Regions from separate parts of the Homo sapiens genome. Here regions 1, 2 and 3 are each linked to region 4. Evidence: chromatin contacts called from ENCODE Hi-C or POLR2A ChIA-PET data. All regions are on one chromosome and are shown on one strand. The core of a region is the stretch at or near the end of the contact, and the rest is flanking DNA. Distances in the headings are between cores, read along the strand shown.

The links. A loop is a pair of places that touch in the nucleus more often than their neighbours do. ChIA-PET counts read pairs that join two places held with the same protein, here RNA polymerase II (POLR2A). Pooled maps may share reads with other maps.
Region 1: a pooled map shows a loop between it and region 4 (10-fold over the local background). The contact joins the promoter of ZMYM4 here to the promoter of AGO3 in region 4. A Hi-C loop is called at or near these places in 7 of 50 pooled maps. POLR2A ChIA-PET finds 5 or more read pairs at or near these places in 2 of 52 experiments (GM12878 and activated CD8-positive, alpha-beta T cell).
Region 2: a map of CD8-positive, alpha-beta T cell shows a loop between it and region 4 (21-fold over the local background). The contact joins the promoter of OSCP1 here to the promoter of AGO3 in region 4. A Hi-C loop is called at or near these places in 4 of 168 maps with a recorded cell type or tissue (CD4-positive, alpha-beta memory T cell, CD8-positive, alpha-beta T cell and naive thymus-derived CD4-positive, alpha-beta T cell), 1 of 37 single-sample maps with no recorded cell type and 15 of 50 pooled maps. POLR2A ChIA-PET finds 5 or more read pairs at or near these places in 5 of 52 experiments (CD4-positive, alpha-beta T cell, CD4-positive, alpha-beta memory T cell, GM12878 and 2 more).
Region 3: a map of CD8-positive, alpha-beta T cell shows a loop between it and region 4 (9-fold over the local background). The contact joins the promoter of ZMYM6 here to the promoter of AGO3 in region 4. A Hi-C loop is called at or near these places in 2 of 168 maps with a recorded cell type or tissue (both CD8-positive, alpha-beta T cell), 1 of 37 single-sample maps with no recorded cell type and 9 of 50 pooled maps. POLR2A ChIA-PET finds 5 or more read pairs at or near these places in 4 of 52 experiments (CD4-positive, alpha-beta T cell, PC-9, activated B cell and 1 more).

The regions. Positions count from the first base shown.
Region 1 is chr1:35,266,977-35,272,011 of GRCh38, reverse strand. It overlaps ZMYM4 (zinc finger MYM-type containing 4), which reads right to left and starts at 3,303. Exons shown (of 30, transcript NM_005095.3): 1 at 2,927-3,303. The coding sequence starts at 2,965. RefSeq lists silencers at 2,784-2,913, 2,984-3,343 and enhancers at 3,474-3,533, 3,554-3,613.
Region 2 is chr1:36,448,757-36,454,296 of GRCh38, reverse strand. It overlaps OSCP1 (organic solute carrier partner 1), which reads left to right and starts at 3,846. Exons shown (of 10, transcript NM_145047.5): 1 at 3,846-4,039. The coding sequence starts at 3,928. It overlaps LOC107984940 (a long non-coding RNA gene), which reads right to left. Exons shown (of 3, transcript XR_001737976.2): 3 at 4,732-4,839. RefSeq lists a silencer at 3,451-3,720.
Region 3 is chr1:35,029,633-35,034,624 of GRCh38, reverse strand. ZMYM6 (zinc finger MYM-type containing 6) reads left to right here and starts at 2,680. Exons shown (of 16, transcript NM_007167.4): 1 at 2,680-2,810; 2 at 3,912-4,078. The coding sequence starts at 3,986. LOC124903990 (a long non-coding RNA gene) reads right to left here and starts at 1,905. Exons shown (of 2, transcript XR_007065739.1): 1 at 1,468-1,905. RefSeq lists enhancers at 2,491-2,670, 2,327-2,851, 2,852-3,378 and a silencer at 2,841-2,960.
Region 4 is chr1:35,929,812-35,934,639 of GRCh38, reverse strand. It overlaps AGO3 (argonaute RISC catalytic component 3), which reads right to left and starts at 3,535. Exons shown (of 19, transcript NM_024852.4): 1 at 3,195-3,535. The coding sequence starts at 3,213. AGO1 (argonaute RISC component 1) reads right to left here. Exons shown (of 19, transcript NM_012199.5): 19 at 4,108-4,828. RefSeq lists enhancers at 2,348-2,870, 2,871-3,395, 3,396-3,919 and silencers at 3,033-3,372, 3,383-3,892.

The DNA.
Region 1 (5,035 bases), core at 2,054-4,553, 660 kb after region 4:
GAATTATGGATCAAAAAATATTATTTATGTATTATTTTTACTTTTTCTAGAGAGGGGGTTTCCCTCTGTCACCCAGGCTGGAGAGCAGTGGCAATATCATAGCTCACTGCAACCTCCAACTCCTGGGCTCAAGCAATGCTCCCACCTCAACCTCTGAATAGCGAGGACTAGAAGCATGTGCCACCACACCATTAATTCCAAAAATCAATGAATGTAATTTTCCTCTGTGATGAAACTGGCAAAATAATGGGGGAAACCTATACAAGTCCTGCGTATGTTATAGGTTGTTAAAAATAAAATTAACTTTTGGGCCAGGCCCGGTAGCTCACACCTGTAATCCCAGCACTTTGGGAAGCCGAGGTGTGCTGATCACCAGAGGTCAGGAGTTCGAGATCAGCCTGGCCAACATGGCAAAATCCCATCTTTACTAAAAATACAAAAATTAGCCAGGCATGGTGGTGCTTGCCTGTAATCCCAGCTACTTGGGAGGCTGAAGCAGGAGAATTAATTGAACCCGGGAGGCGGAGGTTGCAACGAGCCGAGATTGCGCCACCGCACTCTAGCCTGGGCAACAGAGCAAGACTCTGTCTCAAAAATAATAATAATAATAAAGTTTTTACTGCTACCAGTATGGTATCTTTTTTTTTTTTTCCAGCATTCCTTTAGCAGAAGATTCACAAGACCAGTAACATCTTTTAAGTGTACGACAAGAGGCAGAATATATTTAAAATCTAGTTGAATTTGTTGTCAACACACATCAATGTTTTCTAGAATATCCTAGAACATCCTAGTACAGAAGGTGAATGACAACATTCACAGCAACTGGATGCAGAAATCTCCCTGAATTAACATTACATATCTTAAGTAATTTACCCTGTATATTTTCATTGGTGGACTATATGCCATATGCCTTCATCCAAGCACAGTAAGGATCTAGTTCAAAACTGAACACAACTTGAAAATTTTAAAATTTCAAAACACATGCATTCCATACACAACATTTATACTTACAAAACTATTTGGACATACCATCATACAGCTTAACTTGCTCTATGACTAATTATTGCATTAGGTGAATCCAACATTTCGTAAACTTATCAATGGTAAAAATTTATTGTTCAAAACACTACGATGAAATGCATTAAAATAACACGACTGATGAACAGAAAGAGGGATAGAGGGGTAAATATATGATAAAACAAGTGGAATGCAATTTTTTTTTTGGAGGGGGTTTTGAGACAGTGCCTCCCTCTGTCACCTAGGCTAGAGTGCAGTAGCACGATCTCGGCTCACTGCTACCACCGCCTCCCTGCTACCACCGCCTCCCAGGTTCAAGCGATTCCCCTGCCTCAGCCTCCCGAATAGCTGGGATTACAGGCACCCGCCACCACGCCGGGTTAATTTTTTGTATTTTTAGTAGAGACGGGGTTTCACCATGTTGGCCAGGCTGGTCTCGAACTCCTGGCCTCAAGTGATCCTGCCGCCTCGGCCTCCCAAAGTGCTGGGATTACAGGCGTGAGCCGCTGTGCATGTCCGGAATGCAATGTTAACAGTAGGATCTAGGCGGTTGGGTGTATGACTGCTCCCCGTAAGTTTTATAATATTGACGGATAGTTCAAAATATTTTCCTAATAAATTGTTGGAAAAAATAATACTTGACACTTCTTTGGTCATTTACAATTTAAGCTTTTAAGGAGAGAAACACAGATTAAAGAAACTCCTCTGTGGCATCCCACACAGGCACTATAGTTGGGACAAACCTGGATTCAAATCCTACCTCAACCTTGCAACTAGCTGTGTGATCTAAGTAAATTACTTAAGCCCTCAACACCTAAATTTCCTCATCTGCAAATAGGTTCTAGGAGGAGTTACTATGAAGTTAAATTCTTCACATAAAGGTCTTAGCTCAGTGCCAGGCACACAGTAAGCACTCAAAACATCAGCTGTAGCATCATTACGAGATTACTAATTTTACGCTAAGCTGAAAGGGCATTCTTCATAAAGTAGTAATTTTTTGCCCTTTTGCTAATTGATCGTTTCTGAAACCATTCCCAAAAGGAAGACTCCTAAAAGGAAACTTACTTCTTATCATGCTAAGCGGGGAGGAAGTAAAAGAAAAGTGAGGGATATTGCTCAATCGATAGTACAGTATTGTTCGCCATCTGAAAAAAACCACTCAGAATTAAATAAGGAAAGTTTCCAGACAAACTTTAAAAGGTATTCAAACAACTCCTATGTAGAATTGGCTTCACCTCTGCAGGTTGATTGGGTACATCCCTGTTATGAGAAAACTTGTCGTATTCTTCCAAGTCCCTAATTGCGAGTAAGAGGCTAGGCTAGAACATGACATTCATAGTAGCCAAAATCTTTCTCCTAAATCAGGACATGCCAACGATCCCACTTCTTCACAGGTAAGACCACCACCCCGACTTTGGTCTAGATAACGGCTATGGGGGGAGGGGAAAGGAGGCAGGAAAATGAATTCGCGATGGTGTTACTGAAGAACCCTCCGGTTATTTCTCCTGAGACCCCTCCACGACTTATTCCCGCCACCACCACCCCCACCTGACCTCTCCCCAGTTAACTTCCAGACTCTGATGTACTAAAGATGCACTAAAGATGCACTTAAGAATCTGACACCTCCCCTCCCTGGGCCTAGATATCCCACCCCAGTGCTGGGGAACGTCGGGGGGAGGAAGGCAAACAACGGCCCCCTCCCCTCCCCCCCACCCAGCACCAAATCTTTGTCCCACCTGCCGAGGGACCGCTCGCCAGCGCGCTCCGGACCCAAGGCTGCCTCAGACCTGCCCGCAACCTTGTCCTAACTGGGCCTCGGCGACCCCTCCACGAACCTGAGTATGGCCCATTCCCGGCCCCGGGCCGCGCCCCGCCCCCCGCCGCCCGAGTTCTGCCTCACCTCACCTACCCTCTTTCGGGGGCCGGACTCCACCTCTCTCTCCGCCATGTTGGGCCCCGCTCGGAACCGCTGCGGCTCCCCGCGCGGTGGCGGCGGTACCTCTCGGCCCCCCGGCCCCCGCCCACACTGCAGGCACGGCCGCCTCGCGGCAGCTTCCCCGGACCCGGCCGGGCCTTGCGCCGAGAGTGGGGAGGGGGCGGATGCCGCGCGCCGGGCCGCAGCTTCTGAGATCCCACGGGTCCGCGCGTGGGCGGGAGGGCCTGCCCGGGGACGGGGTGGGGGCCGGGACTCGGGGGGTTAATGGCCTCCAAGGGGCCCCGTGAGTAGGATTATTTTCTCTCAGAGAAATTCCTCCGCCTGCGGTTTCTTAAAGGGATCACCAAATCAGCCCCTTGCGCGCGCCCCTGATGCGCAGGCGCACCCTAAGTCCCTCCTTCCTTTCCCACCAAGCCCCCGGTCCTGAGCGTGCGCGGTAAGTGGCCATGGGTAGGCCAAATCCTGCAAGTCTCTTTGCTGCCAGCAGCTGCTCCCACCACTCAACTATGGCCGCTCCCTTAAAGGGACCATGACGCAGGGATGAAGGAGAAATGAAAGAAATTACTGGAAAGACAATCTGGAGAATTGGGTGCAATGTCAGTGAAGGGTTCCACATCACCATCTTACACCTGACTACAGTGGTACCATTGAAGAGGGAAAGTCATGGTAAGCTGAAGTTCTCAGTGGACCTCTGAACATGAAGAATCCCAAACCAATGAGGGAACAAGACAGTCATCTCAAGGAAAACCAACTTTCCTCCCTTTCGACTGCCTGTTCTGAAGCACAAGGCATAGAATATCAAGAGCCAACTCCTATAACCTCACCTTAAAATCAAAGCTTTTGGTGATTTTGAAGATTGAACCAACAACTGGAAATAATTTCTTCAATAGTAATTTATCCTTAGAACATCAAAATGGAGAAGGATCTTAGGGAACCATTTACTCCAGTGCTCCCAATGATAAAATTGCAGCCTGATCATGGGAAGGAATTTGTCCCAATGTAACTAATGGCTGGTGTGGAGTTGGAATCAAGATTACAGTCTCAGTCCTCCAGGCTGTCTTCAGGCGAGAGATAAATTTGGTTTAATTTGATATCCCTAGAAGATTAAAAATTGAAGTTTCATGGTATTTGGAGAATATCATAATTCTCTTGTGAAGATGTAATGATTTGCAGATGATGGGTGTCCTCATTCACCTCTATTGAAGGAGCTTGACAATCTGCCTTAAAGGATAAGCATCTTATTTCTAAGCAGGAAACCAGGAAGTAGATTTGGGTCTATCTTGTTCCAAAACTGGGTCCTAAGCTGAAAATCGCTGAAAAGAATGAGGGCTTCATTCATTCCTCTTCTGTTCATTCTAGTTCCCACAAGCTTTGGGTGCAGAAAAAATTAAGTTTATAATGATAGTTCAGGGACAGTGGGGAGACATATAGTAAGAAATACAAAGAAGATGCCTCCTGAAGGTCATTTCCCATGACAAGACATATTCAAGTGGGAATGATAACTCCTGAAGTCACAGGATAATGAGATGTAACTTCTGTTTTCTGTTTTATTTAGCACTTGGTAGCTATTCTGAAACAGATGTTTTCTAATCTGTAATATTTTGCTGAAAACTTTTGGTGAAATTGCTGGAAGTTTCCATACTGGCCTTGCTTATGCCTTTAGCACTGTCTTTAATTTCACTCCTCGGTAGGAGAGAAGAAAGAAGGACAAAGAAATATGTTCATTTCAGCCAGAATTTTAAAAACATGTTCCCTTTAGTTCCATGTCCAGGACAAGAAAGAAAAGAGGAGCCAAGAAAAGATAATTCCAGGGAATGTGGCTACATAAAACTTGTAGTGGTTTCCACCTGTTTTATTGGCAGTGGAATACTCCCTTCTAATAAAATCTGGTGGTTTAAAATGTGGAGCTGCTAAGTTGGGAGTGTAAGTGGGGAACCCACTAGTCTATTCACCCAGCTTCACCCTTGCACTCTCTCTCCTTTCATGCCCCCTCCCATCATTACAGAAATGTTGAGTTTCTCAGATCACAGTTTAAACTTATTAGTTTAGTCTAACTCCACATTTTCAAGATGAAGCCTCTGA
Region 2 (5,540 bases), core at 2,597-5,096, 520 kb before region 4:
TAAGTGAAACTGCCCAGGGATGGAGTGTATAAGAAAAAAGGACCATGTCTGGATGGGAAGGATGATCCCTGAGAGCTTAGCCTAAGTCAGAAGGAGCAGCTGAGCTGGAGGAGAAGGTGAAGTAGGGGTAGAACAGAGCCTGGGTGTCTGCAGAAGCAGAAATGAGAGGCTCAGAACTGAAGATCCACTATTCAGATATCACTTCCAGGAATTGTAGGGAAGGCCTTTAATGGGCCAGGACTTCCAAGTGGCCACGGCTACTTAGAGGTAGTGTGTCAGAGGGCCAGGTACTAACAGTTAAGGGGGCTAGCCAAGGGGAAGGAAAGAAAAAGGAACACATTTTAATGGATCAGGCCCTACTGCAAAGGCATTTGTGTGTTTTTCGTTGGTTGGTTGGTTGGTTTGGCTGGTTGTTTTTTTAGAGACAGGATCTTGCTCTGTTGCCCCAACTGGAGTGCAGTAGCCTGATCATAATTCACTAACTTCAAATTCTTGGGCTCAAGCAATCCTCTTGCCTCTGCCTCCTAAGTAGCTAGGACTATAAGTGTAAGCCACTGCGCTTAGCTAATTTTTTTATTTTTTGTAGAGAGGGTCTCACTATGTTGCCCAGGTTACTCAAACTCTTGGCCTCAAGCAATCCTTGCCCTCCCAAATGCCTTGGTTTCCCAGAGTGCTGGGATTACAGGCGCGAGCAACTGCATCCGGTCAAAAGGCATTGTTTTAACTGCTTCCTTAGGCACATTATCTAATATTCACAGCCACCTTTACTCTGCACATTGGCTAATTATCCTCATTTTAGCCATGAGAGATGAGAGAGTCATGAGAGAACTGAGACTCAGAGAGGTTAGGTAACTTGTCCAAATTCATATAGCTGGGAAGAGAAAGGTCTAGGATTCAAAGCTGGCTCTGTCTTGACTCCAGAGCCTATGTCCTGTTCACTATACCACACTGCTTAGGGACCAAGAAAAAGGTCTGAGAAGCTAAGGGAAGAGTACACTACAGCAAACTCAAATGCTTTTGGGAGCAAGGCAGGTAACAAAAATGCATGAAGGCCTAACATGAAGTAATGATGCTAAGGTGTTTATTACATTCCTATCCTAGTTGTATTCCCTCTTATTTATTTATTTTAATTTTTTTGAGACAGAGTTTTTGCTCTGTCCCCCAGGCTAGAGTGCAGTGGTGTGATCTTGGCTCACTGCAACCTCCCCGTCCCAGGTTCAAGCGATTCTCCTGCCTCAGCGTCCACAGTAGCTGGGATTACAGGTGTGTGCCACCACACCCAGCGAAGTAGAGATGGGGTTTCACCATGTTGGCCAGGCTGGTGTTGAACTCCTGTCTTGAACTCCTGACCTCAAGTGATCTGCTGGCCTTGGCCTCCCAAAGTGCAGGGATTACAGGTGTGAGCCACTGCGCCTGGCCTGTATTCCCTTTTAAAACAGAGCACAGAGCAGGCAAAATAACCAAATTAAACAAAGCCTTGGGCTGCCAGCCATGGGATACTGTATAGTCCTGATGCTGAGATATCAGTTAAGGGAAGGACCAAAAAGTATTCATGGTGAAGCAGTTTCAGTGGGGTTCAGGGAGCATAATACCAGTTGCAATGAGGTGGGGAGTGAGGATGTTAAGGAGGTTCCAGTTGTGAGTGTTGTCAACTCGTTCAAAACACTTCACTGGGAAGGAAAGGAAGGAAAACAGACTAGCAGGGATGGAAGGAGAATGTTAATATGGGAAGGACTTGGGCTCAGTTATGGCAGGACAAGACTTTTCAGTGGTGTGGTAATGAGGAAGAGGCAGCCTGCTGACAAGTTCAACTGGACTGGGGGAGAGGAGGTGGCCAGGTGCAGGAGATGGCTTTAAAAAGGTAGTTGGCCGGGTATGGTGGCTCTCACCTGAAATCCCAACAACTAAGGAGTCTGAGGTGGAAGAATCACTTGAGGCTAGGAGTTCTAGGCTGCAGTGAGCCACCAGGGTGCCACTGCATTCCAACCTTGGGCAACAAAGTAAGACCCCTATCTCTTTAAAAAAAAAAAAAAAAAAAAGGTAGCTGGAGCCTGTGGAGAGCCTGGAATGCCATGCCAAGGCATCTAGACTGTGATCTGGCAAAGAGTAGGAAACCACTGAAGGGATGTGTCATGTTGACAGTGATGCTGGCCGGGCGCAGTGGCTCATGCCTGTAATCCCAACACTTTGGGAGGCCGAGGCGGGCAGATCACCTGAGGTCAGGAGTTCGAGACCAGCCTGGCCAACATGGTGAAACCCCATCTCTACTAAAAATACAAAATTAGCCGGGCATGGTGCCCTGGTCCATGCCTGTAATCCCAGCTTACTCAGGAGGCTGAGGCAGAAGAATCGCTTGAAACCAGGAGGCGGAGGTTGCAGTAAGCCGAGATCGTGCCATTGCACACCAGCCTGCGCGACAAGAGTGAAACTCCATCTCAAAAAAAAAAAAGTGATGTCTTCTGACATTTAGCTTAGCAGCCAGTGCAAGGTAGAAGAGAGAAAAGAACAGTGATACAGAGGAACATAGCAATGCAGACAGAAAAACAAATGAAGGGATGAATGTAAGAAAGGTGTTGGAGGAAAAAGCATAATATGATGACTGATAAAAGACCCTGGGAAACAGATTTGGAAGCCAAGGCCCAAGTTTCAAGTTTGAGTAGCTGGAGGGAAAGATAATTAGTAGGTTTTGGAAGTACTGAAATTTACAGAAATGGTTGTTCATCAGAGTAAAAATATACAGCAGATGGCAAAAAGTAATCCTGGAGCTTAAGATGGAGGTAAGGAAGGGAGTCGCTGCCCTCAAAGAGAAATGGTTGGGGCCGGGCGTGATAGCTCACGCCTGTAATCTCAGCACTTTGGGAGGCCCAGGCGGGCAGATCACCTGAGGTCAGGAGTTCCAGACCAGCCTGGCCAACATGGTGAAACCCCGTCTCTACTAAAAATACAAAAATTAGCCGGGCATGGTGGCGGGCGCCTGTAATCCCAGCTACTCGGGAGGCTGAGGCAGGAGAATCGCTTGAACCCTGAAGGCGGAAGTTGCAATGAGCCGAGATGGCGCCACTGCACTCCAGCCTGAGCGACAAGGGCAAAATCCGTCTCAAAAAAAAAAAAAAAAGAAAAAAGAAATGGTTGGGAGGCCTTCGGAACAGCGTCGAGGAGGGAACTTCCCAGAGCCCCCAGGCGCATCCTCTGGGAACTGGACACACGGGGACGGACGGGACTGGTTTGCTTCATGGAGTATGAAACCAGGAGGGGCTTCACTTCAAGTAAACTTTTGGGAGGCGATGCAAACGACTCAGGACTTCTGATCCTTCCCTCGTCTAAAAGAAAAGTCAGTTACCATTTTTATTGAGTGCTTTCGGGGCCTTTCCATGATCTGACTGATTCCTCTCAGCCGCCCTGTGATGTGAGTGCCAGCTCCATGTTACGTAAGAGGAAGCCAAGGCTCAAACCCTGCCCGAAGTCACACAGCAAGAAATCACGAGCCGTGATTCCAACCCAGGTCCGTCTGACCCGAGCCTGCTCTAATGCCGTTCTGCCTGGGCTTTCCTCTGTTATAGGAACCTGAGGCCCCGCGCCAGCGGCCGGGGTCCCAAGCGCCGGGCTGGCTGTGTCGAGACCACCCCCAGCCCTGGCCCGGCCCTCGCCCTTTCGAGGGAAACCTACTCTCAGAAGCACAGCTCCCCAGCCGCGCCCAACGCCGCGCCGGCCTCTGGCTCGGACCAATCCCCCCGGGACGGTCCACCACCCAGACCAATTAGCTCCCGTCTTCAGGGCACCTCCCACCAAACCGCCTTCTGATTGGCTCGCTCTTCCCGTCACGGCGTTGCCCCAGCAACCGGACTATTGGGACGCTGCGGCCTGGCCTTCAGGCCACTGGCTACCGAACCCCGGGGCTCTTCACCAGTCCAGCTCGTTTCCAGCACCATGTCGGTGCGGACGCTACCGCTGCTCTTCTTGAACTTGGGCGGGGAGATGCTTTACATCCTCGACCAACGGCTGCGGGCCCAGAACATCCCGGGAGACAAGGCCCGCAAAGGTGAGAGGCCCCCGGCCCGCTCAGCCAGACCCGCAGCCAGCAGCCCGGCCCTCTCATCATCGCCCTAACACCCACAGCCAGACCCGCACCCCTACACACTTCACTCTTATAACCAGGGACCTTTCTTACAAGCCACATCCATTTGGAGCCCCTCGGGAGTCAAATCCCCCCAAAAGCTTTTTTCACAGCAGAGGAACTTAATACTCCCAGTGGACACTAGGGTGCCTGACCTCCCTAATTTCCCCATCTCTTCAAATGGGAGAGGTGATTTCCCAGTCTCTCTTGTCAATCAGTGCCTTCCAAATGTAGGAGTCCCAGCTGCCCACCATCTAGTATCATACCCCTTGCTAGTCCAAGCATCCTCTTTACCCCCAAGGAACAGGTTCTGATTTTTTTTTTTTTTTTTTTTTTTTTTTTTTTTTGAGACAGGGTCTCGCTCTGTCGCCCAGGCTGGAGTGTGTGGCACGATCTCGGCTCACTGCAACCTCTGCCTCCTGGGTTCCAGCGATTCTCGTGCCTCAGCCTCCCAAGTAGCTGGGATTACAGGCATGCACCACCACACCCAGCTAATTTTTGTATTTTTAGTAGAGATGGGGTTTCACCATGTTTCCCAGGCTGGTCTTCAATTCCTGGACTCAAACGATCTGCCCCCCTCGGCCTCCCAAAGTGCTGGGATTATAGGCGTGAGCCACCGCGTCCAGCCCAGGTTCAGATTCTTAATTTCTTTATGGTAGTATCTTCCCACATAAGCTGGAGATTGGTCTTACTCATCTCAGAAGTATTTCTAGAAATTTGGTGTTCTAAAATAATATAGATAAATATGAAAAAAATAAGAAAGTTATAAATCTCCTCACAAGTGTTGGAGGGGAATACAATTGTGAAAATAATTATATGAGAGCTTCGAAAATGCAAAATCTGCCTCCCATGGACACCACACTAATCCCCAGAAAAATGACGACTCAGAACACTCTGCCACTCTGTTCCTTTTCCTCTTTTCCTCCCTTCTCGGCAAACAACTTGCTTATACCAAATTTCCTAGGATTAAGTATGAAGGAAATATTATATTTCAAAGTGGAGGAGGAAAAGTTGAAAAGGCAATTGACATGGCCGCCAATTAAAACATTCTCTCCATTAATCTTTGTATGCTCAATTGATGTTCAACATACATATTCAGATGCTAAGCATACATATTCAGATATTAACTATTGTGTGTGTGTGACTGAGTGCAAGTCCATGCATAAAGAGCTAAAAATAACTCCCTATAACATACCCCCTCCATTCATTCTGCACATTGCCGCCAATGAGCTTTCTAAAATGTGTATCTGTCCAAACTTGCCCCTGCCTAAAACCCTTTGTCAGCTTTCCACTGCCATCTGGGTTAAGACCAAGTCCTTGCACAGGCCATTTCAGGGCCCTTCCTTATCTGATCTCTGTCTTCCTCTGCAGTCCCTTCTTCCACCACTGCCTGCCTCCTGTTTCCCAATAATACCAAACTGCTCAT
Region 3 (4,992 bases), core at 1,431-3,930, 900 kb after region 4:
GCCCACCATGCCCAGCTAATTTTTGTATTTTTAGTAGAGACAGGGTTTCCTCATGTTGGCCAGGCTGGTCTCAAACCCCTGGCCTCAAGAGTTCCGCCCGCCTCAGCCTCCCAAAGTGCTGCTATTATAGGCATGAGCCACTGTACCCGGCCACAAAGGTCTTTTAAGTTCATCAAAAGACACCAATAACAGAGTGAAAAGGCAAGCTACCGAGTGGGAGAAGATATTTGCAATATATACAGTAGTCCCTCCCTTATCCATGAGGATATGTTCGAAGATGTTCCACAGATGCCTGAAACCTCCAGTAGTATCAAACCCTATATATGCTATGTTTTTTCCTATACATACATACCTATGATAAAGTTTAATTTATAAATCAGGCACAGAAAGAGACTAACAACTAACAATAGAACAATTATAACAATAGACTTTAATGAAAGTTGTTTAAAACTTATGAATTATTTGTTACTGGAATTTTCCATTTAATATTTTCAGACCGTGGTTGAGTGTGGGTAACTACGACTTCAGAAAGCAAAACCGTGGATGAGGGGGGCTAGTGTATATTCAAAAAAGACTTATCTTAGTGTATTCCTGATTGCCAAAAGAAAATGCCACAGACTGTGTAATTTATAAATAGTAGAAATTTATTTCTCACAGTTCTGGAGGTTGGCAAGTCCAAGATCAAGGCACTGGCAGATTTGTTGTCTTGGAATTACTCTCTAATTCCAAGATGAAACTTTGTTGTTGTCCTCTTGCTGGGAGGAACATTGTTATCATACAGTGAGGGGTTAAAAGGGCAAAAGGAATGAATCTTTGTGAAGGGCATGAATGCCCTCTTTTGTAAGGGCATGAATCCCATTCATGAGGATGGAGTCCTCATAGCCTAACCCCTCCCAAAGGCTCCACTTCTTATACCATCGCCTTAATGTTTAAGTTCCAATATATGAATTTTGAAGGGACACATACATTCAAACCATAGCAGGATTCATATCTAAAATATATGCCCATAAGAAAATGTCAATCCAATACAAAAATGAGCAAGAGACTTGAACAGGCACTTATGGGGGATATCCAGATACCCAAGGAACAAGAAAATGGGCTCATCCTCATTAATAATCTGGGAAATGCAAATTAAAACCACAGTGAGATACCACTATGCCCCCATCAGAATGGTTATAATTAAAAAGATATGCAGCAGTAATTATTGGCAAGGATGTTGGGAAACTGAAACTCTCATACATGGCTGAAGGGAGTATAAACTGAAACCACCATTTTCTAAAATTGCCTGAGATTATCTACCTAAATTTTACATATACATAACAAGCAATTTCACTTTTAGGTATGAACCCAACAGAAATGTGTGCATATGTATCACTGTTAAATAAAACTTGTAGGCCATTGTTTCGGGCTAAGCTCCTGCAGTAGGTCTCAATGAACCAGACTAAAAATCAAAATGGAGTCACTCACACTGAGGTTCCATGTCATCAAATGGAAACTACGTTGTTATTTGAAGTTCTGAAAAGTCAGGAAAAAGAGATAATAAGAGTCTAATTTCCCCTGAGTGCCAGTTTCAATTAGCATAATAATGAAATTTCTTCTGCTTTAATCGTTACCAAAAAAAGATAAACTGAAGTTACCTGATGTTAACCAATCAGTTATTTCTCTATTGTTTTGTTTCTTGGTTCTGCTTTACAAGGAAATTAACTTATTTATTTATTTTTTGGAAAGTTACTTTGAAATGAACCAATCTGTTTTTTGTTCTTTACTTCTGCTTTCTCCAGCCCTTCTCTGTCTATAAAACCTACCTCTTCTGCTCAGCTCATTGGAACACTTGTTCTATTTTATGGAATGAAGTGCTGCCAGATTCTAGAATCACAAATAAAGCTAATTGAGATATTTAAATTAAATTTGTTGTAATTTTGTCTTTTAACATCACCAATGACAAGAATGTTCACAGAAGCATTATTCCTAATAGCCACAAATTGGAAACAACTCAAATGTCCATCAGTAGTAGATGATTAAAATTGTATCATATTCATAAAATAGAATACTATACAGCAGTCAAAATGAATGAACAGTCACAAATCATACACGTATCTGTGAAACAATGTTGAATTAAAAAAACCAAATCTCAATTTTGAGCAAGTTTTTTCATTTATATCTCAAGAGATTAAAAAATTATACCTCTTAGGGTTAAATGGTGAGGATTAAGTGGGATGGTGCATGTGAAGTGCTCAGCAAGCCAAGTATTATTTAATATCATGCTCTCTCAGTAGGCCACCTTTCAGGAAATGGGCACTAAAGGATGCTACAGATTAGCTAGGTGTGGTGGCACGTGCCTGTAAGCCCAGCTACTCGGGAGGCTGAGGCAGGAGAATCGCTTCAACCCAGGAGGCGGAGGTTGCAGTTAGCCGAGATTGTGCCACTGCACCCCAGCCTGGGCAACACAGTGATACTCTGTCTCCAAAAAAAAAAAAAAAAAAAAAAAAAAAAAAAAAAAAAAAAAAGAATGCTATAGAGCACTTACAGCGCCTTCTAACGCCATCTCCACCTTTTCACTATTGAGCCTCGGTCTCTTTAAGAAGTGAACCATAATTGAGGAAAGAGGAATGCTGGGAAGTTCTACTCAGCTCAGGTCCGGAGCCTGACGGGAAAAGAGGGCGGAGACCAAGGCTGCGCAGGCGTGGTTGGCCGGTCGTTGCGTTGGGATGGATCAGGCGGAATTCCAGAAGAGAAAATAATCCCTGTCTAGATGCAGAGGACTTGGTTCCTATTCCAGTGCTCCTCCGGTAGCAGGGAGGCGACAGAAGGTGGGTGCGGCCGCAGTGGTAGTGGGCGGGACGGCGGGGCGGAGGCCACACCACGTGACGAGGCGTTGCGGCGGGGGCGGTGCCAGGTGGGCTACGCGGCTGGGGCGGCTGCGGATATCGCCTTAGGGACGCGTTGACATTCACTGGCTAGTCCACCGCTCTCAGTCGGAGACCACATTGCCTCGTTAGTCCTCAATGATGGGAGTGGGAATTCTTGGTGGGAAGGAGAATTTCGGAAAGCGTGCGGTTCTCAGAGGAGGGATGAGCGCCCGTAGATATTTTGTGGCGAGTGCGCAAAAGTTCTCATTTCTTCTTTGGAACAGGCTTTTCAACCAGTTGTCCGTTTCCATCCCGGACTATTCGGATAAAGACAACTTTGAAGAGCTTTTTGTTTTAGGTTTAATTCGTCCCGTTTAGTTCTTTGACTTTTAGGGGAAGGGAATTTACTGAATGGCCAATTGAGTTTCTTTTCTACAGGAAGGCGATTGTGAAGCGGGGCTCTGAGGGGCTTGATGCCCCCCACCCCTCACACGGAGACCTTGAAAGAGGCAGGTGACTCACTTTCAGTAAGGGCGTTCCTGTTGTTCGCCTGCGATGGATGGCATCTTGAGCTCACATCTAGCGTTAGGCCGAGAAATGGGGCCCTTAGGGAGGCTTCCAGTGAAGGTTGAGTTATAGGTCAGGGCCGGGAGGTTGTTGTGCCCCTCTTTGAGAAATAAAAGCCGACGTGGGCCTCTAAGTACTGATTCTTATGGGGTCAGAAACTATTTCTTGAGTCCGTTCTTCTCAGAGTTTATTACTTCCTCCCACGTCTTGGTCTGCTGGTCTAATTCCCTTCAATAACCTTCAACATAGGAAAAAACCAGAGTGTGTTGTGTGTCTTTAAAGATATTAGAGAAGTGGGAGCTGTTGCCCCAAAACTGTTTTCTTATGTAGCTACTGAAGGAACAGAAAGCAGGAAGAAAGAAAAAAGTTAGTTGTGGCCCCAGAAGAGTTGTTTTTCAAATGCCGAGCCGTGAAGCCTCATGCACTCAACACAAAGTTTTTCTTTCATATAGATAAGCCTGAAGAAAAAAGAATAAGCCTGAGTATGTATTTTAGGTGTCCAACTATCCATTACCAAGAAGAAATCTATTCGTTTGAGCCTGAGACACTCTTTGAGGTAAAAAATTAGAATGAAAGAACCTTTGGATGGTGAATGTGGCAAAGCAGTGGTACCACAGCAGGAGCTTCTGGACAAAATTAAAGAAGAACCAGACAATGCTCAAGTAAGCATTTCATCTTCATTTAAAAATTTAAAAAAATTCCTTCTTTTCCATCTGGTCAACTGAAAAATTTTAGTTAAACGGCTTCTGGTTTGTAAGTTTAAAATAACCCAAACTGAGACAGGCTCTCGCTGTCGCTGAGGGTGTAGTGCAGTGGTGCGATCTCCTTAGCTCACTGCAGCCTCCACCTCCCAGGCTCAAGTGATCTTCCCACCTCAGCCTCCTGTGTAGCTGGGACCACAGGGCACACACCAACATGCTCAACTATTTTTTTGTATTTTTGGTAGAGACGGGGTTTGGCCATGTTTCCCAGGCTGGTCTCAAACTCCTGAGCTCAAGCAATCCACCCACCTTGGCCTCCCAAAGTTCTGGGATTACAGGCATGAGCCACCATTCCTGGCTGGTTTTTTGCTCTTTGAATGAAAGCTATAACTACATGATTTTTTTGTGTGTGGAAGGAAAGTAATATATTTACCATTTTTCCATACTTGTCACTTAAAAAAAATTCTCTTGTATCTGGTAGTACTTTCCTTTATTCTGTTAAGAATTTGTGGTCTGTGCTAGTCTCTGGGGATCCAGGATTGAGCAAAGTCAGCTTAGTCCCTTCCCTTGTAGAGCTTATATGTTAGTAGAGGAGGCAGAGATTACAAAAGTATTGGTCAAGTAATATATATAATTACAAACTATGACAAGTACTCTGGAAGAAAAGCCTAAAATGGGGAATCTGACCTAGTTTTGGTTGTGGTCTGCCTGGGGATGGCTAGGGAAGGCCTCTCTAAGGGAAGGATGTGTAAGCTGAATTATGAAGAATGAATTGATTAGGCAAAGGGTATGGAGAAGAGTATTACAGACAGAGGGAACTGTGAATAGGAAAGCCCTGAGTTGGAAAGATGCATGGTTCTTTTTAAGACCTGCAG
Region 4 (4,828 bases), core at 2,286-4,785:
GATTGTTTTAAATACTAAATTGGGACCCTGATGGCATTACATATTTTAGTAGGTATTTTTGACCCATAATTTTTATCTACATCATTCAAATCCCAATCTTGATTTAGTTCTAGCTTCCCATATATGCAACTTTTATTCCTTTGGAACTTGGTTCCAAATAACTTTTCTAAAACTTTTATTATTAAATAAACACAGAACTCTAAAACAACTATTTTCAGACATGAATTTAAAAGTGTAAATAAGAAAGAAACAGTCTATTCACTTTTGCAAGACTGTATAAAACTTCCACCAAACATCAAACAATTTGCATGTCATTAATTTAAGGTAAAAGTAAATGTTTTTCTTCCATTATAAAGTGTAGTTCCTCTGTCCTAAACGGTAGTCTAACATTACCTGAAAACATAGACTAGAATAGTATGGACCTAAAAAATGAGTACTCAGGAGAAGTAACATCATCAAGCATTTCTGCAGCTCCCTATTCCCACTTTATTTAGAACTGAAACATAACCTATACTCTTAGTTCAGCAGTAATTAGACCATAAAAAACGGTGTTTCATCAGATGTTCCCCAACTAAAGAGTCACAGACACAGATGTTAAACTGTTGATTAATTTTTAACTAATTTCACCTTTTTTTTTGTTAAATCAAAGTTCTGATGGTACTAAATCAGTAGATTGCACAAGATATCCTTAAAAAGCATTTAAAATATTTCATATGAAAGAACAAATACTAACTTATATGGTATTTGTGTTCGAGGTTCCCTAATGTAAACAAATTTAACAGTTTTCTGTGTATCCACCGAGCAACTAGAATTTAAAATATCCTATCACAAGATGATTCCTGAGAATCTCCACAAAAAAGAAAAACTTATGGCAGAATTGGAAAGCCAAGATTCAATACTGAGTCAATAGACTTTTTGAGAACATTTATACTAAAATTTTAAAATCAAAATACGTGTCAAATGATGATTTTTTTTTTTTTTTTTTTTTTTTTTTTTTTTGAGACAGGGTCTTGCTCCGTCACCCAGGCTGGAGTTAGTGGCGCGATCATAGCTCACTGCAATCTCTGCCTTCTGGGCTCAATCCATTCTCCTGCCTCAGCCTCCCAAGTAGCTAGGACTGGAGACATGTGCCACAATTCTCGGCTAAGTTTTCTGTTTTTTGTAGAGGCAGGTCTCACTATGTTACCTAGGCTGGTCTCCAACTGCTGGGCTCAAGCGATCATCCTTCCTCAGCCTCCCAAAGTGCTGAGATTACAGGCATGAACCACCACACCCAGCCTAAATTATGGATTTAAAATTTAGTTGCACAGCTATGCTTTCAACTTAAAGCTAAGCATACCAATTATATACAAGTCTCAGGAATAATGAAAATTTTGTTTCTGATGACAATCTTGAGCCAAAGTATAGCTTATCTTCATTATTAGGCTACATTCAATCATGTATAAACTGTACTGAAGAAAAAACTTTACTTTTCAAGAGACCCAGGCATATAGTTGATAATCTAACTACACACTTCCCCAAATGTGAAGACAGCTAAATGGGTATCCATTTCAGCAATGGGACACCCAAAAAAGAAGAGGTAAAATGTATTTTCTGAGCTGTACTTGGCTTAGTTGTACCAGTTGACTAGGTGGTTTGATGTAACAAATGTTTTCTAAGACATTTCCCATATATATGGGCACAATATCATATGAAAAACCCTAAGGAGAAAAAGAAAAAACTTTAAAAACTTTTTTGAAATATCTTTAAAAGTTTTGGGATGATTAATAAAGGGTCTGACCTTCATGACTTGTTTTCCAGACTTGACAACAGGACAGTTATGTACAAAGATCACCTATGGTCCCAAATAATCACATCTCCTGTACAGTAAAACAGTAGTATGGTAATTTTTTTAAAAGGGCAGGACAGTTTCAGAAATACACAAATCAAAACTGAATAAGAGTCGAAATCTTTTCACAATCCAGACAGACCTTTTAAGACGATATGGGGGAAAGCGAAACAATGGAGCAGGAAAAAGAGATATGGTCTAAATTGATTAGAGAAACTTCCATGTAACAAAATTTGTAAAAAAAAAAAAAAAAAATTTGTAACTCTCTCCCCATCTCATCTCCCCAGTTTGAGTGCTTTTTTGCAACCATTTGACACGTAATCTATTCAACAAAGTTCTTAGCTATCGTTATGTCACTGGTTTCTTTTACGTAAGTTTTTCTTATATCAAATTGGCAAAAAGAGATATGGAATTCAGGAACTTGTAACACCATTAGTAACAAGACAGCCCCGCAAATATTTTGAAAATTAATTTACGAACTTGTGATCGTCTGAAGCATACTTTCAAATTTAATAAGCCAAGCATGATCATTTGTTAGGCAAACCGTTATGCAACACCTTTCTGTCCCTGAATTAATTACTTTAGAACCATAAACAATACTTTTCCTTTTTTAAGGACAAGTACTATCCATGTTGCAATTTTCTCTTAAGACTGCAAAACTGCTGCTCTTGCCCCCAGAGATAAAGCAGTTTTCTTAAATTCCAAATTTCCAGGAATATGACAACTACTTCTCTAAGGAATAGAGAATGAAAAAAAATATACTGTCAGCAATTTTAAGAACCACCTCCTCGTATAAGCAGGGATCCAGGCTGCTATGACATTTCCAAGCTCCTCAGAAACTATCTACCATGCTGCCACAAACAACAGAAAAGAACTCGAGGGTAGGAGCAATGCCATGTTGAATTTAACGTTGCACCAACACCTCCTTCGAACTTAATCTGAAGTTATCCGTTATCTCAGCCTATCTTCACAACTATCCTAAGAGGTAGGTAAGGGAGCTGGCTGGCTGCCCAGCCTCTACGGAACACACAACCTGGCTAAAGGACACGCACTCCAACTAGACAATGGCAAACCATTCTAAAGTCTAGAAGAAGGGTACTCCAGCAAAGAGTAATGCCGCCTAGATAACCCCAAACTTAAATCCTCCAAGCGTTTCCCCGCCTCGCAGTTTCGCCGACTCAGGGGCCCCCGGGGAACTGGGGCTGGGCTGCGGGGAGGTCGCGGAGGAGCAGGGCGAGGGGCGGGAGACCGAGCGATGCCCGCCCGACGCTCACCTCGCGCACCTGGGCCGGGCGGGAGGAGCAGGGATGCTCAGAGGACAGTAGCTGGGTGACATCCCCTACCTGGCCCAGCTACTCTGACTCACCTGCGGAGCCGATTTCCATTCATGGAGCTGGGGGGAGTGCTTCGAGGGAGAACGGAGCCCGCCACTGGCGGCAAGGAGGCGGCCCGGGGGGCGACGCGGCGCGACGCGACGGGCACTCTCACTCGGCCCCGAGGCGGGGGCGGCGACGGCTTCCCCTGAGCAACCGCACTCCGAAAGCTCTGGGCCGGAAGAGTCGCGGACGGAAAACGGCACAGGACTAGGCGAGAGGAAGGGGAGATGTGAGGCGCGGACAGAGGGGAGTCCCGTCCGGAAGTTGCATCGCCCGCGGCCGCCGACGCTCCCACCGCTCCTCCACGACTGCGGGCCGCCGCCGCCGACCTGCCCGGGGCCGCCCCGGAAGCTCGCCGGCGTCAGTTCCGCTGCCTGGCTTGCCCGGCGTCCTCGCCTCGCCTCTGGGCCCCGAGCCGTGCCGGAGCGACGTCGGGGCAGGAGCGGCCGGCGCGGAGGACGCCGGGGAGGTGTCCGGGAGCCGGGCCACATGCGGCGGGCTCGGCCGTACCCCGCCGGGCCGTGCCGGCCGGAGACAACGCGGAGGGGCAGGACTACTCGCGCCGCACGAGTGGGGGCGGTGCCTGTCTGCGACGACGTCGCGGCTGGCGGCGGGGCTTACCTGAGGAGTAGCCTACCTGGAGCCGGCGGGTGAAGGACCCCGAACTGCCGCGGAGGCCCCGAGCCGAGCCCGCTGGGGTAGGGCCACCCTCCTTCCTGAGCCCCCGCCACGCCCAGTCCGATCCACCCCACGCGCCGCCTCCTCACAGGCGGTCAAGTGACCACCGCAATTGACCTAAGTCCTAGGCTGCTTTAACGACCATTTTTAGGAAAAAAAAAATGTATTATAGTTTGGAAAAGATGACTAACAAACAGGACACTACACAAACATCAGATCGAGTAATTTCCATGTTTAAAACTCTTTAATAGCGCCTCGTCACACTTGAAAACCCAAACTCCTTTCCAGGGTGAAAACGCACGGCGTAAATGGGCCCCGCCTGTGCTACAGCTATACTGGTTGGCTTCCAATTCTCCCAACGGGCCAACCGCTGCTTTTTTCTGACTTGGAGCTTCTCTGCTTTTGGTTCCCTTGGCCAGGAACCCTCTCTCTCTTCTCCACCCTCCCCTTACGCCCTACCCCACAGCTTTTTTTTGCGTCTCAACGAAAGACATCTGAGACGCCTTTTCCGGACCACCCATCTATGGTGGGGCACCTGTTAGTCTACTACAGTATTGCCTTGGTAGCCCTTTGCCCAGTCTGTTATTTATTTACTACTTGTGTGCCCCCCACCTCACTTGAATGTCAGGCAAATATTAGGTCCTTAATAAATATTTGTTGCCTTAATGAAACATACTATTTTATTCAGGCTGAGGAATCATTCATAATTTCTCCCCATGTCCCTATGCTTCAGTAATACGGTTTTTTTTAATCAAAATAATTTTTTAAAGAGGAAAAGGAGAAAGAATATCCTATCTTCAGTTCCCCTCACTGTGGGACTTTGGATCAGTCACTTGATCTCTCTGGGCTTCAATTTTCTTATCTGAAAAATTGAGAGAACAGCATGTACCTTACACAGTTTGTAAGGTTAGGTAATATACATAAAGCACAGAGAAAATCCTCCCCA